3 separate regions of the Homo sapiens genome follow, and all the other regions are linked to region 3. A link is a contact called in ENCODE Hi-C or POLR2A ChIA-PET data. All regions are on one chromosome and are shown on one strand. The core of a region is the stretch at or near the end of the contact, and the rest is flanking DNA. Distances in the headings are between cores, read along the strand shown. Region 1 holds the start of CRCP (CGRP receptor component). Region 2 holds the start of LINC02848 (long intergenic non-protein coding RNA 2848). Region 3 holds the start of ERV3-1 (endogenous retrovirus group 3 member 1, envelope).

Region 1 (4,510 bases), core at 1,550-4,049, 1.1 Mb after region 3:
TAGGCTGGTCTCGAACTACTGACCTCATGATCTGCCTGCCTCAGTCTCCTAAAGTGCTGGGATTACAGGCGTGAGCCACCACGCCTGGCGATTTTTGTATTTTCGGTAGAGACAGGGTTTCCCCATGTTAGCCAGGCTGGTCTTGAACTCCTGATCTCAGATGATCCACCCACCTCAGCCACCCAAAGTGCTGGGATTACAGGCGTGAGCCACCTGGCCAGGCAATATATATTATTTTGTGTCTGGCTTCTTTCACTTATTAATAGCATCATGTTTTGGGAGGTTATCCATCTTGCAGCATTTATCTATCAGTCTGTCTATATATATTTTTTGCAACAAGGTCTCTCACTCTGTAGGCTGGAGTGCAGTGGTGTGATCATAGTTCCCTGCAGCCTCTACCTTCTGGCTCAAGCGATTCTCCTACCTCAGCCTCCCCAGTAGCTGGGACTAGAGGTGCTCACCACCACACCTGGCTAACTTTTCGTAGTTAGGGGGTCTAGCTATGTTGCCCAGGCTGCTCTGGAACTCCTTGTCTCAAGAAATCCTCCTGCCTCTGCTCCCCAAAGTGCTGAGATCAAGCCTGGCCTCCTTTTTATTTTTATATTTTTGAGACAGAGTCTTGCCCTGTCTTCCAGGCTGGAGTGCAGTGGCACGATCTTGGCTCACTGCAAGCTCTGCCTTCTGGGTTCACGCCATTCTCCTGCCTCAGCCTCCCTAGTAGCTGGGACTACAGGCGCCCACCACCACGCCCGGCTAATTTTTTTTGTATTTTTAGTAGAGACGGGGTTTCACCCTGTTAGCCAGGATGGTCTCGATCTCCTGACATCGTGATCTGCCCGCCTCGGCCTCCCAAAGTGCTGGGATTACAGGCGTGAGCCACCGTGCCCGGCCAGCCTCCTTTTTAAGTAGTTTTCCATTGCACAAATGTAGCACATTTTATTCATCCACTCATCAGTCTCTAGTTAATGCATCTGTTGTATATGTTCAGATTGGCTGGGGTTCAATACCCACTGGACAACTTCCTAGATGAGTGACTTTTGGTAAATCATAATCTCTCCAAGTCTGCCTCAGTTTCTTCAATTATAAAATGTCAATAATAATGCAATGTACCTCATAGAGAGTCATGGTTGTATTGCCACAGTAATTAATAAAGTGCCAGGAACTTTATAAGGATTATTTAACACCCTTATTATTTACAAAGTAGGCAACAGAGGCTATTGTGGTGGTTCACACCTGTAATCCCAGCACTTTGGGAGTTGGAGGTGGGAGGATCACTTGAGGCGAGGAGTTCAAGACCAGCCTGGGCAACACAGTGAGACCCCCATCTCTACAAAAAAATTAAAAAATTTTGTAGCTGACTCTTTGGACAATAAAGAATTTTATTTTAGAAAATTAGCCAGGTGGCTGGGTGCAGTGGCTCACGCCTGTAATCCCAACACTTTGGGAGGCTGATGAGGGTGGATCACAAGGTCAGGAGTTCAAGACCAGCTTGGCCAAGATGGTGAAACCCCGTCTCTACTAAAAAAATACAAAAATTAGCTGGGCATTATGGCGGGCACCTGTAATCCTAGCTACTGGGGAGGCTGAGGCAGGGAACTGCTTGAATCCAGGAGGCAGAGGTTGCAATGAGCCGAGATCACGACACTGCACTCCAGCCTGGGCAACAGAGTGAGACTGATCTCAAAAAAAAAAAAAAAGAAAAAGAAAAAGAAAAAAAGAAAATTAGCCAGGTGTAGCGGAGCGCACCTGTGGTCCCAGCTACTCTGGCAGGCTGGGGTGGGAGGATTGCTTGAGCCCAGGAGTTCAAGGCTGCAGTGAGCTCTGATTGCACCACTGCATTCCAGCCTGGGCGACAGAGCAAGACCCTGTCTCTTAAAAAATAAATAAATAAACTGCAATGTTTCTGGCAGCCCAGATGCCACCAGCCTCACTACTCTCTGAGAGGTGGGATTTTAACATGCAAAGGCCCACTAACCCGATCACGTCTCACAACTTCAGCTGATTAATACTTTGTTAAAACCTAGACCACGAAAACAGACAGAGCCCGGCGAGGTGGCTCACGCCTGTAATCCCAACACTTTGGGAGGCCGAAGCGGGTGGATCACGAGGTCAGGAGTTCAAGACTAGCCTGGCCAAGATGATGAAACCCCGTCTCTACTAAAAAATACACAAATTAGCTAGGCGTTATGGCGGGCGCCTGTAATCCCAGCTACTCGGGAGGCTGAGGCAGGGAATTGCTTGAACCTGGGAGGCAGAGATTGCAGTGAGCCGAGATCGTGCCACTGCACTCCAGCCTGGGTGACAGAGCGAGACTCTGTCTCAAAAAAGAAAAAAAGAGGCTGGGCACGGTGCCTCACGCCTGTAATCCCAGGACTTTGGGAGGCCGAGGCGGGCGGATCACGAGGTCAGGAGATTGAAACCATCCTGGCTAACACGGTGAAACCCCGTCTCTACTAAAAACACAAAAAATTAGCCGGGCTTGGTGGCAAGCGCCTGTAGTCCCAGCTACTTGGGAGGCTGAGGCAGAAGGAGAATCGCTTGAACCCAGGAGGCGGAGGTTGCAGTAAGCCGAGATCCAGCCTGGGCGACAGAGCGAGACTCCGTCTCAAAAAAAAAAAAAGGTTAAAGAAAAAAAGAAAAGAAAACACAAGATAATCCTGTCCGCAAACGCTTAGCAGTCTTAAATCGGCCTGGTGGAAGGATGCAGGGACACTCCCCCACCCTGCCCCCCGAAAAAGGGGAACGCGCAGCGCGAGGTTCCGGGTCCGCCAAGCTCCCGGCATGCAGCGCGGCGATCCCGGCGAGCACCTTGGCGCGCGGAGCTGGCACCTTGGCGCTGTTGGTGGCGGCGGAGACAGCTGTGAAGTGTGAGGTTCTTTGTCTGCTGGCAGCTAGGGGCGACGAGGCGGGACGTCATGGAAGTGTAAGTCTTCTCGGGCGCGTCCCTTTTCGCCCGAGGAGCCCAACGGTTTGACCGCTGAGAGCTGAGAGCCGAGAGCCGTGGGGACTGGGCGACCCTCGTACGGGAGTGAGGGCAGCGGGCCGGCCCTGTCCGGGAGGGCCGCGGGGTGGTGACGGGGACGAACGGGACTCTCGCTTTGCCCTTCCGAACCTTCGCTTCCCCTCCACGCCGTGTCTGGTGCGGGGCCGAGCACTTCCGTGTCCGGCTGCCTTTCAATGTGCCCCCTCCTTCTCTCATTCGTTTACCAGCGTTTCTGGGTCACAGTGCGGGGGTGGAGCCCAGTCTGGTATCCGACCCCGGACTTAGAAGGCTATAAAGGCCTGAGTCTGTCCGCCCTGAAAGTAGGTGGAGGAGAGACGAATCAGGGCCGGGTAGAGCTCTGCTTGCAGCTGTAGGCCCCTGGAGAGCCCTCGGAAGAGCTGCCCTCGGAATTTGATGGGAGCAGTAAACACTGTGAGGGAAGGGGCTGGTTTTGGGGTGGAGAAGGGAAGGACGTGAACCAGGACTGGGACCAGAGAAACAGCAGGGGGTGTGTGGGTGTGTGTGCAAGGCGAGGGTAAAAGATTTTCTGACAGTTTAACTCCACGTGGTCTTTTCCATGCTTGCTCGTTGCGCCTGGTGCAAATGGAAGATTTTGCATCTACTCTGAATGTGGGCTTTATACGGTTGATATTAATTTGTAGGTATTACTATCTTGTGTTCTCTTTGAACTGATTATTTGATACAGTTTCCTTTATGTTCTTTTGCCTCATGTTTAATGGTTATATGTACTATGGCATTTCACATTTTTACATTTTTAATTAATTGTTTTTTCTTAAGAAACAGGGTCTTGCTCTGTCCCCCAGGCGGGGTGTAATCATGGTTCACTGCAGCCTCACTTTCTGGACTCAAGCAATCCTGCTTCAGCCTCTTCAGTAGCTGGGACTACAGGCCCACGCCATCACTCACCGCTAATTTTTTAAAAAAAGTTTTGTAGATGCAGGGTCTCACTACAGCCCAGGCTGGTCTCCAGCTCCTGAGCTCAAGTGATCCTCCTGCTTTGTACTCCCAAAGTCCTGGGATTGCAGGCGTGAGCCACTTCACCTGGCCTCTTCCGATTTTTTTTTAAACACAATATGTCTGTGTAACTGAAATGAAAGGCTCATGAAACAATAATGTGTGGCGTACACTCTCATATTGTCTATTTTTTATTAATATGAATGGGGCCAACCGTGGTGGCTCACACCAGCAATCCCAGCACTTTGGGAAGCTTAGGCAGAAGGATCACTTGAACCTGGGAGGTGGAGACCAGCCTGGGCAACATAGGGAGACCCTGTCTCTGCAAAAAATTAAGAAGTTAGCTGGGTGTGGTGGTTCATGCCTGTAGTCTCAGCTACTTACGAGGCTGAGATGGGAGGATCACTTGATCCCAGGAGGCTGCAATGAGCTGAGATAGAGCCACTACACTCCTGCCAGAGTGACAGTGTAAGGCTCTGTCTTAAAAAAAAAAAAAAAAAAAAATTGAACCACTGAATTAATTTTGCAACCCACTGATGGGATTTCATCTGC
Region 2 (5,018 bases), core at 959-3,458, 1.1 Mb before region 3:
CTTTTGTAATTGGGAGGAGGACTTTTGCATACATTTTTACTCTTTAAATAACGACAATGACACTTATACTGTCATAATAACAATTATGTATTTCTTTGTGGTTTTAATTTTTTTTGTAATTTTACATAAAAGTTATTTTCTATTTTTACGCAGATAAAAAATATTTGTGCATAAAATGTAAAAATAGTAAAATGAGAAAAATAAAACTATTATACAGTAAAAACAAAAAACAGAAAACAAAAAACAAAAAAAAACTGAGGTCCTGGCTTTCAGTAATACCGGATTAGCTTGTTGAATTAACACAGATTATAATGATGACACCTGCATAATATATTACCTATTGTTATAGAAACACAGCTGCATAATATAGATATGACCTATGTGTCAGTAAGAACTGAATGAGGTTTTCAGCTGTGCCCACTGCAGGGTAGACAGGTATTGAGGTTTGAATCCAGCCCAATTAACACCTTTTGTAAAAAATAACACCGCTGTTAAAGGTACACAACAGAAATGAGAGTCTATATAATGATTCTTTACAGTTTTAGTACACAACTTTAAAATTCATGATACGTGTGAAGAAACACAAAAATAGAATCCATACGCAATTTAAAAAGCAGGCAGTAGGAGTGATCCTAAGATATTTAAGATGTTGTAATTCAGGATGTTTAAAGGCAGCTATTATAAATCTGTTCATGGGGGTAAAGGAAAATATTCTAACAATGAAGAGATGTGGAACCTCAGCAAAGACATGGAAATTACGAAATAATAGGAAGATAAGGAAATTTGAAAAATACTTTTGAGCTTATTCAAAGATTAGAAACAGAAGACAGAGCAATAGAAGTTGTCCATTCTGAATAAAAGAGTGAAAAAGCTTTAAGAAAATGAAGTCTTAGAGACCTGTAGAGTGATTGAGTCCAAGTTGGACAGGGAACAGAAAAATTAAATGAGGTACAAAGTTAATCACCAACTAATGGCTGAAAACTTCCAAAAATTGGTCAACCACCCCCCCCCGCCCAAGTTTTATACCCAACATGTCAACAAACCCCTCCAAAAAATACAAATAAAACCCTACCAAGGCCATATTGTGATTTAGGAGACTGGCAGAGGAGAGCTTCCTGTTGACTTGCTGTGATTTCTAATTTTAACTACTTAGAAGAATAAAAAATAGGGTCTCCTTAGAGTTTCTTTTTTTTTTTTTCTTGGAGAAAGTCTGACTTAGGCACAGATGACTGACAGTTTTTAAAGGTAGATGAGTTTCCAGACTTCTCTTAAATTTCCAGTGTGTTAACGTTGAAAATTATTTGAACTTGTTGCTTCCAAATCCTGCAGTAATACTGATGCTCCAGAAAGGCGTCCCATGGAGATTCTGCTCTTGTGCATCCATCCTGCACGGAGCTGAGGCTGTGCCTCCTCTAGTTTCATTAGCGTGTAGTTGTGGGGTACTTCGAGTTAATCTGAAAAACTCAGTGTTAAAATGGATTCAGGCCGGGCGCAGTGGCTCACGCCTGCAATCCCAGCATTTTGGGTGGCCAAGGCGGGCAGATCACTTGAGTTCAGGAGTTCGAGACCAGCCTGGCCCACATGGTGAAACCCAATCTCTACTAAAAAATGCAAAAATTAGCCGGGCGTGGTGGCGGTTGTCTGTAATTTCATCTACTCGGGAGGCTGAGGCAGGAGAATCGCTTGAACCCGGGAAGTGGAGGTTGCAGTGAGCCCAGATCGAGTCACAGCATTCCAGCCTGGGCTACAAAGCAAGACTGCGTGTCAGAAAAAGAAAAGAAAAATGGATTCAAAGATTTATCACTGTTAAGTTCCACCAGCAAATTATTAAATGTGGTTCCAAAGGGATATTTAAAAAGGGAAATTAAAATTGTTTCCAAGAAAGCCCTATTCACAGCAGAAACGTAGACACTGTACCTGACCTCACCACACAAAGTTCCCTCATGTGTTGGGAGGGACCAAGGGGCTCTCTGGTCCTGCACCTGCGTTAATTATGGCCGGGAGGTCCGCAGTAGGACCCTAAGGGCTAGGAACCAGCCTGGGTCAGGGGCAGAGAAGTGGTGGATGTGGCTCCCAAAGTGGCTTAGGGGTTCCCTTCCCTGTGGCTGTTTCCTGACTGGATGCAGCAGGGTCAGGCCTTTCAGTGTGACGTTTTCTACTCTTTATTAGAGTGGCAGGAGCGTCCCTGTGCGAGGCCTGACCCAGGTGTGGGCCTTGCAGCCAGCTCGGGGTCCAAGGGGCACTCCTGCGGTGCTGCAAAGGAGGATTTGTGACAACCCAGAGGATGGAGGAAACGGCGGCTTTGAAAAGGCAAGTGCCAAGTTATCAGGGATCGCTTATATCCATTTCTGGCAGTGAACTGACAATTTCAGACACTCAGGAGGGAGCTTCCCGCGTGGGATCACAAAAAGTCCGAGAAGTGTCAGACATCTGGCCATTAACCCCATTCCTACGCAGGGACTACACTGCCGCTTGTCCGAAGGGGCGTGTCAGGGGCGGAGCGAGGATGAGGGGCGGTGCCAATAAAAGAGGCGGGGGAGAAGGGGCGGTGCTGAGGGGAGAGGCCGGGCCAAGGGAAGAAGCGTGCGAGAAAGGGTGGGGCGAGTCCAGCTACAGGAAGAGTAGCGTTACTATGGCAACCCTGACAGGTTTGTGAGCAGCCCCCGGTCCCCTGCCGCTCCGTGAGAAATCAAACTTCAGGCACTGACGAAGCATGAAGCCAGCATCTTAGGAAGAGGTAGTGACATAATTACAAGGTAGGACCAACCGCCCTGGTCCCACTGTCGCCTGGCAGGCAGGAGAGGTTTGGGAACAGCCAGGCTCCCCTTGACATGGCAGTACTGCTCTGGACGCGGGGAGGTGTGGATTAGTGGGTGGGAGCTACACCTGGCATACTGGGAGTTGTCGTCTTTGATTAGCTTCCAGTTTTTTAATTGCAGGGCGACCGGATTACAATCACAGCCAGCATGAACATGGGGCGGCGCACAGTCCTGAAGAGGAAAGCCGGGCTGTGTTGACCTCGCTGTGCATGCTGGGAGTTGTAGTCTCTTCACTGCTCCCGCCCGTTGTTTCAGGCACTTCGGGACTACAATCCCAGCATGACCCGGGCTCGGGGACGGGGCGCAGTTCTCGTGGGAGGAGCGGGGCGGTGAGAGCCTGGCTAGGCAGGCTGGAAACAGTAGCTCTTAACGGTCCCCCGCCCGTTGGTGGCAAGGCGGCTGGACTGGAATCCCAGCAGGCGACATGCGAGGAGGCGGGCAGCCCAGGAGGGTTGGACACGGCAATGTGGACCTCGCCGCTTCCACAACGATGCTGGCTACTGATCGCGTGCACTTCCTTGCCAAAGAAAGTGAGTCCGGAGAGGGACAGGAGGGGCAGGTCCGGGCTGGGCAGTGAGGAGGGCGTGACGCCGCGATGTACACCTCGCCCTTGTCAAACTGGGACGGGTGTAGTCCTCACCCCACTTCCCGCTGCTCAGCTGGGTTCCCTCTCCCACCTGTACCCAGGGTCTTTCCTGGCCATCGCGCCTCCTGCAGCCCAGGGAGCCACCGGCTTTCCTAAGCTGCTGTGGGAACTGGCCTGAGGTCCAGGCGCTGTCCATTGTGCCGCTGCCCTCTTTTCTCTCCAGCCAGAGCGCAGTTCCGCCGCTGTGGGGAGAAATCCGCCGCCTGGCCCGCCAGTGCACAAGTTCAGAGCTTTGCACGGGGTGACATGGGCTGTGGCTTCGTGAAAATGTCACCCTCACCAGCGACTTTTTCGCGGATGTGGATATTGAGGGGGCAGGGAGGGCCATTATTGGCTTACCCAGGAGATGCTAAAAGCAGAGGAGAAAATTTCAGTTCCCAGGCGTGTGTCTCTGGTGCGCCATTTTTCACCAACCCATTTGGTAGAAAGTCCCCCAAATAGCTACCTAAAGATTAGGATGGTTTAGGTATTTTACACGTGATATCATTGGCCTCATCTCAACAAATGTCTGACTGGCCAGTGTCTCAAACACAGATGGCAGCCTGATCCTCAGGAACAGGTGGTGCTCCAGCTTTGTGGGAGCGACTTTCAAGGTGTGGACCATTTGGGGAGTCTTTGTAACTCCTCAGGCTTCACATCTTTGCTTTGAATGGAAAGCTCATCACCCCCCGGCACTCCCGGAGGTACCTTTACTCTCTCGGGCTGATCTGTTGACCTTTTCTGTCTAGACAATGGGAACTTCTGGGATCACTTCTAGTTTCGTGTAATTGATGTCCCTAATTTCCATATGTCCCCAGGGACAGTCCCTTTGATTCTGGAATGGCGCCAGCTTTTATGCTTTTTATGTCTAATCCGTAAAAACCAAGGTGTTCATCTACATGAAAATAAGACCTTGTTCGTATCGCACGTTCCAACAGGCTTCATTTGTGATTCCTGAATGTGGATTACCATAAAAAAAAACCCTAAAAACCCTGGTCATGGATATTAGACACTGTTATTGTACTTTGTGAAGAATTTACTCCTTCAGGATTAATTGCACACGGGCTCATCAGCACCTTTGTCAATAAAGGAACAAGAACCATGTGGTGTCTATGGATGTGGTGAGATGAGGAAGAGCCACAGCGCAGCGGTTCTTCTCTTGTTTTCAATAGAGTCTGTGGGGTCAAGTACCTGCGTTTCTCCCCCATCCCCCAATATTCTCATTCCACTCCTGAGTGTTCCGTCTTTAGGTGGAAGTTTCTAAATACACTTGTCCGCAAGTGTTGGTGGGGATGTTGTAACGTGAGGGCATCCATCATCCATCACCTTAAAGATAAATGGAGAGGATTTTGTGGTCTGTGTTCAAGAGGCACTGCTGTTGGGTGTGTTGCTGCCAAAACACGTGATCTCAGCTGTCCCCAGCAGCTGTCTTAGAAGATTGGTCCTGATGTAGCCACAGCTGCTGTTCACAGAGCCAGGAGCTCTTTGCAGTTTGGTGTATTCTGCTGAGATTTATGGCTCCGACCCTCCTCTGCTCTGCCATTCCTGGTAGTAACTGCTCAGCTGCCTGGTTT
Region 3 (5,075 bases), core at 2,576-5,075:
TTTATCTGTTTAAACTTTGCAATCCTTAAAGCTCTTATAGTTGGTACTTCGTTCTGTTGCAACACTCTTTTAGAATTCAATTTTTTTACATAAACCTAATTTAGCTCATTTTACAAAGTCTAGAAACTGCCTCAAAACAGTAACAATTTCATCTGCAGTAAGACCCTCCCAGTCCCATTCCATCTTAATGTTAACTGCATCTGTCTGTGGGTCCCCAGCTTTCCAGGGCTCTGTCACTTTTTTCAGTATAAAGGCTTCTTCCATGGCTAGAGTGAGCAGGCTGGGACATCTGCAGGGAAGGTTTCCTAGAAAGAATGAACTGAGCCTTTAATACCCTCCCTCCCTGGCTGGGTGCAGTGGCTCACACCTGTAACCCCAACATTTTGGGAGACCAAGGATCACCTGAGGTCAGGAGTTTGAGACCAGACTGGATAACATGGTGAAACCTCGTCTCTACTAAAAATACAAAAATTAGCTGGGTGTGGTGGCACCTGCCTGTAATCCCAGCTACCTGGGAGGCTGAGGCAAGAGATTTGCTGGAACCAGGAGGCAGAGGCTGCAGTGATCCAAGATCTCACCACTGCACTCCAGCCTGGGCAACAGAGCAAGGCTCTGTCAAGAAAAAAGAAAAAGAAAGAAAGAACCTCCCCGCTTTTTGCAGGCTCAATATTAGCATTAGCTTGGGGTCACTGGGCACAAGCTTTAATTTCCATGTCAGAGTTATTCACTTGGTTTTTGAAACTGAAAAATTCAGAAAAATTACTCAAACACATTGTTTATATAAGGGAAGGAAATTTTACGGTACTTACATTTCATACCTCAATAAGAAATACAAAAGCATTTATTCCTTTAAGACAATATGTTATTATTTCCATTAAAAATCATGTAGTAAACAATTAGTCATATGGGAGCACTTCTAGGAGATACCAAGTTTCCTCTCATAAAATTTAGCATTAACATCACATATCAAGATGATAGAGTACAGAACAGAGGTATTCCCTGTAACAAATGTACCCTGCAAAAAGAGGAACTGATGTTTTCATGAATGTAACTCACCAATTATCTACCACATTTTCTTATGGAAATGTATTCATTTTCTACAGCCAAAATGGAAGAGAGATTTTCCCTATTTTTTTCCTTTGTAGCACTCTAAAAACTAAGCCTTGGAATTCTGTTGGATGTCACCAAGTCATTAAAAAAACACACCTGGCTGGGCGCGGTGGCTCACGCCTGTAATCCCAGCACTTTGGGAGGCAAAGGCGGGCAGATCGGGCAGGTCACCTGAGGCAGGGAGTTCAAGACCAGCCTGACCAACATGGAAAAACGCTATCTCCACTAAAAATACAAAAAATTAGCTGGTGCATGGTGGCACATGCCAGTAATCCCAGCTACTTGGGAGGCTGAGGTAGGAGAATCACTTGAACCCAGAGGCAGAGGTTTCAGTGAGCTGATACTGAGCCATTGCACTCCAGCCTGGGCAACAAGAGCAAAACTCCGTCTCAAAACAAAACAAAACAAAAACAAAAACACACACCTGAGAAAATTTCTAAACTCGGTCTGGGAAAGAAAAAGGTAAATGAGTTTTGTTTTTGTTTTTGAGACAGAGTCTTCCTTAAATGAGTATTCTTAAGAATGGAATATAGGATTAGATATTTATTTTCTTCTGAGCCCCACCTCTTTTATGCCCTTTGTAAATATTTTCTTACCTTTTAAGCCCTACTAATAAAATGCAAGTTACAGTTAAAAAACTGTAGTCAAAATAAGTGAACAAACCTTTTCAAGGTGACAAACCCAGGGAGCTACGGTGCTCATTAAAAAACAGATGTGTTTGACTCATATGTCAAGTCAGGCCACCCAATCCCTTGAGAGATTCTCCCACCCCCATCCTGCTCACTTAAGTGCTCAGTGACCACCCTCTCCAGAGACACTGTACTAGGCCCCATTGAGTGCCCCAAGGTGCATTTCACTTTGCAAGTTGCTGCACCATCTCACTGGGGCCAGGTTTGATTTTTTTTTTTTTTTTTTTTTTGTCTTTTGGGATACTATTTTCTCTTTCATAATTCTTGGAGAATCCAGGTGGCAGTAATTATTTGTTTTTCCCTCATTACCACCATCTGATTGGCTGACCAGCAATGTGTCTTCGAGAAATGGAACCCGGGTTGCTTGAAGACAATCTTAACTTCTCTAAGGGTTTGCTTTTCAAAGGAAGAGTACCCCAGGAGACTCCTCTCAGCCTCAGGGCATCCACCTGCTCCCTTGAGAGGCTACACTCCAACTTCAGGCTGTCCTGTCTCCCATTCCCAGATATGCGAAGTTTCATTCCAGGCCAGGAGCTGAAATTTACTAGACATTGTAGCATACACAGCCACAGTGGATATCTTGATTTATCCCCAGACAGTACTGAAACCCAGAACCAGGGAAAAAACTGAAGGGTGGCTGAGGACACATTACCTTATAAAGTTTCCAAAGGGAAACCCTGACCCAAAAATATTCTGATAAGGTTTCTGTGGCTAGAGGCAATAAAAGGAAAGGAGGCACAGAACATTTTTTACAATACAGTGTCAGGGGATTATTCTTTGCTTTCTTCTCTTGGGAAATCTTTACAAACAGAAAACAAATCTTTTTTAAAATGCCAGCCAATGCTTTGTCAAAAAATGATTAATTAAAATATGGTACCTAAAATGTACACTAAAGTGTACATTAAAGGACAAATAGTTGATAATGTGAATTAGGGAGGGGAAATTGGCATTTGGGAATGTCAGAAGGAACTGGAAATTTAGTATTTTACTGCAAGCCAGAGTTAGGCTGGAGGAATGGGAAATGGGGAGAAGTCTTGAGACCCTGCTTGAGACAGAAGTGAAAAATGCAGAGGAAAATCAGTGCCCTGTGGAGTGTGAAAATAATTAAGTGGCAGGCAATTAGACTGAGGTGGCTCCAGTCCTAGGGTTGCTACTTGCAAAAAAATCTAACTCGAATGATTTTTTTCTAAAGTATTACATTGGGGGAAAATAAAATTCAGGCTTAACCAACTATAAACTGCCAATTAACCTCTCATTACATGACCAGGGAATTTCCACCTTGATCGTACAAATTAAGAAACTACATAACTTTACCTAACCAATTATTGAATTTGCTTTCCTTTATCATGCACTTTATAAAAGTGTTTTCTTCAAGCCCCTTCCATAAACCACAAACTACAAAACATAGCTTGGTGCTCTACAATTCTTGAATTACTCTTTAATTAAATTCTTTAATATTTCTGCGGAGACTTCCACAAATTTTTAATAGAAAAAAAGGGGGACTGGGAACCCCGCAGACCAAAGCTCTTCCCATTCATGAACTCTGCATCCTGAGTCAGTATTCTCCCCTGACGACCGTCCAGTGGTCCCTGCACAATCGGGGAGAGCTGCGGCAGTGGGGGCAGAGCTGCCCACAGAGGACTCCAGAACAAGGCACAGTCACTGCGCAGGGAGGAGACAGGATGCCCGGGGTCCGAGCTGTCAGCCCGGCCGCCATCCTATGGCTGAAGGGGACTGAGGGCCGAGCTGCGCCAAGGAGAACTCGGGGCCGCGGATTTTGGAGCCAGCTGCGGGGAGGCCAGAGTCCCGCCACAGCCACTTCCCACCAGTTCCAACCAGCCCCGCCCCCTCTCTCGGGATGTCGGACCCGGCACTCTCACCATTTCTAGGCTTCCAGTGGGTCCTGGCGTCTTAGCTGTGGATCTCCCAATACCTGCAGGTAACGAGGCCACAGAAGCTGGGCCTCTAGGAGCAGAAGACACAGAGCAGTGAAGACTACACCAGAAGCTCCGGCTGCCGCCAGAGACAAAGGCCCCACCAAACCCGGAAGCCGTCCTGTCTGCTCCAGCTGAGTGCCTGATTGGACGGGTCCCAGCCCAGCGTCCCTGATTGGATAATGTTTAGGGCCCCACCCTCTCAGGCCTTGATTGACAGAAGACGTGCTCAGATGCTGGGCTGAATGTAGAGTGAACCCTAAGCCTTTTCAGGCAGAGCTTCCTCCCTGAGCTGACCCAGGCCCTCCCCAGACGGCATTTGCCTTGTAAGGCAACCGTCTGAAATAAAATGTGAGCCATGTGTGAATTCTAAATTTTCTAGTAGTTAAGAAGAAAGAAGAAACAGGTGAAATTCATTCTAACCATTTAATAACCCAATATATCCAAAATATTATTTTAGTATAGGAGCAATATGTAATTATTAATGTAGTGTATATATTCTTGGAACTAAATCTTTAAATCTAACCCTGTATTTTACCTTTCTAGCACATCGCAGTTCAGACCAGCCATATTCCAGCTATCCTGTAGCCACACATGGCCAATAGCCACCACATTGAAGTGCAGCTCTGATTTCATACTTCCTCTCTCTCTCTCCTCAAACCTCCTGTGCTTCCTTCCCTCCCTCCCTTCTGCTAAGCTGATGCTCACTTCTCCAACGTTACTAGAAGCCCTCAGAGTGAATGTTCTTATCTTCCCACCATCCACCGACTGTGTCTCTGTTCCTTCCACTGTCACTGTGTAATAATTGCCCTTCTGCGGCTGGGCATGGTGGCTCATGCCTGTAATCCCAGCACTTTGGGAGGCTGAGGTGGGAGGACTGCTTGAAGCCAGGAGCTTGAGACCAGCCTGGGCAACATAGTGAGACTCCATCTCTACAAAAAAGTTTAAAAATTAGCCATGGGCTGGGTACGGTGGCTCACGCCTGTAATCTCAGCACTTTGGGAGGCTGAGGTGGGCGGATCACCTGAGGTCAGGAGTTCAAGACCAGCCTGGCCAACATGGTGAAACCCTGTCTCTATAAAAATACAAAAATTAGCTGGGCCTGGTGGCGTGCACCTGTAATTCCAGCTACTTGGGAGGCTGAGGCAGGAGGGTCACTTGAACCCAGGAGGTGGAGGTTGCAGTGAGCCAAGAACGCACCATTGCACTCCAGCCTGGGTGACAGAGCGAGACTGTGTCTCAAAAATAAAAATAAAAGTTAGCAAGGCGTGTTGGTGTGCACCTGTGGTCCCAGCTACTCAGGAGGCTGAGCTGGGAGGATAACTTGAGCTCACGAGTTCAA

What was found. A loop is a pair of places that touch in the nucleus more often than their neighbours do. ChIA-PET counts read pairs that join two places held with the same protein, here RNA polymerase II (POLR2A). Pooled maps may share reads with other maps.
Region 1: a loop to region 3 is called in a pooled map, with 14 times the contacts of the local background. The contact joins the promoter of CRCP here to the promoter of ERV3-1 in region 3. A Hi-C loop is called at or near these places in 6 of 50 pooled maps. POLR2A ChIA-PET finds 5 or more read pairs at or near these places in 3 of 52 experiments (CD4-positive, alpha-beta T cell, activated B cell and naive thymus-derived CD8-positive, alpha-beta T cell).
Region 2: a map of CD8-positive, alpha-beta T cell shows a loop between it and region 3 (28-fold over the local background). The contact joins the promoter of LINC02848 here to the promoter of ERV3-1 in region 3. A Hi-C loop is called at or near these places in 3 of 168 maps with a recorded cell type or tissue (CD8-positive, alpha-beta T cell, colonic mucosa and naive thymus-derived CD4-positive, alpha-beta T cell) and 6 of 50 pooled maps. POLR2A ChIA-PET finds 5 or more read pairs at or near these places in 1 of 52 experiments (CD4-positive, alpha-beta T cell).

The regions. Positions count from the first base shown.
Region 1 is chr7:66,112,048-66,116,557 of GRCh38, forward strand. It overlaps CRCP (CGRP receptor component), which reads left to right and starts at 2,800. Exons shown (of 6, transcript NM_014478.5): 1 at 2,800-2,923. The coding sequence starts at 2,916. RefSeq lists silencers at 1,676-1,866, 3,295-3,589 and enhancers at 2,513-2,642, 3,180-3,708.
Region 2 is chr7:63,897,690-63,902,707 of GRCh38, forward strand. LINC02848 (long intergenic non-protein coding RNA 2848) reads left to right here and starts at 2,209. Exons shown (of 7, transcript NR_186803.1): 1 at 2,209-2,310; 2 at 2,649-2,756; 3 at 2,940-3,349. It also overlaps the pseudogene GABPAP.
Region 3 is chr7:65,002,862-65,007,936 of GRCh38, forward strand. ERV3-1 (endogenous retrovirus group 3 member 1, envelope) reads right to left here and starts at 3,826. Exons shown (of 2, transcript NM_001007253.4): 1 at 3,680-3,826. ERV3-1-ZNF117 (ERV3-1-ZNF117 readthrough) reads right to left here and starts at 3,885. Exons shown (of 4, transcript NM_001348050.2): 1 at 3,680-3,885. RefSeq lists an enhancer at 3,757-3,816 and a silencer at 3,917-4,086.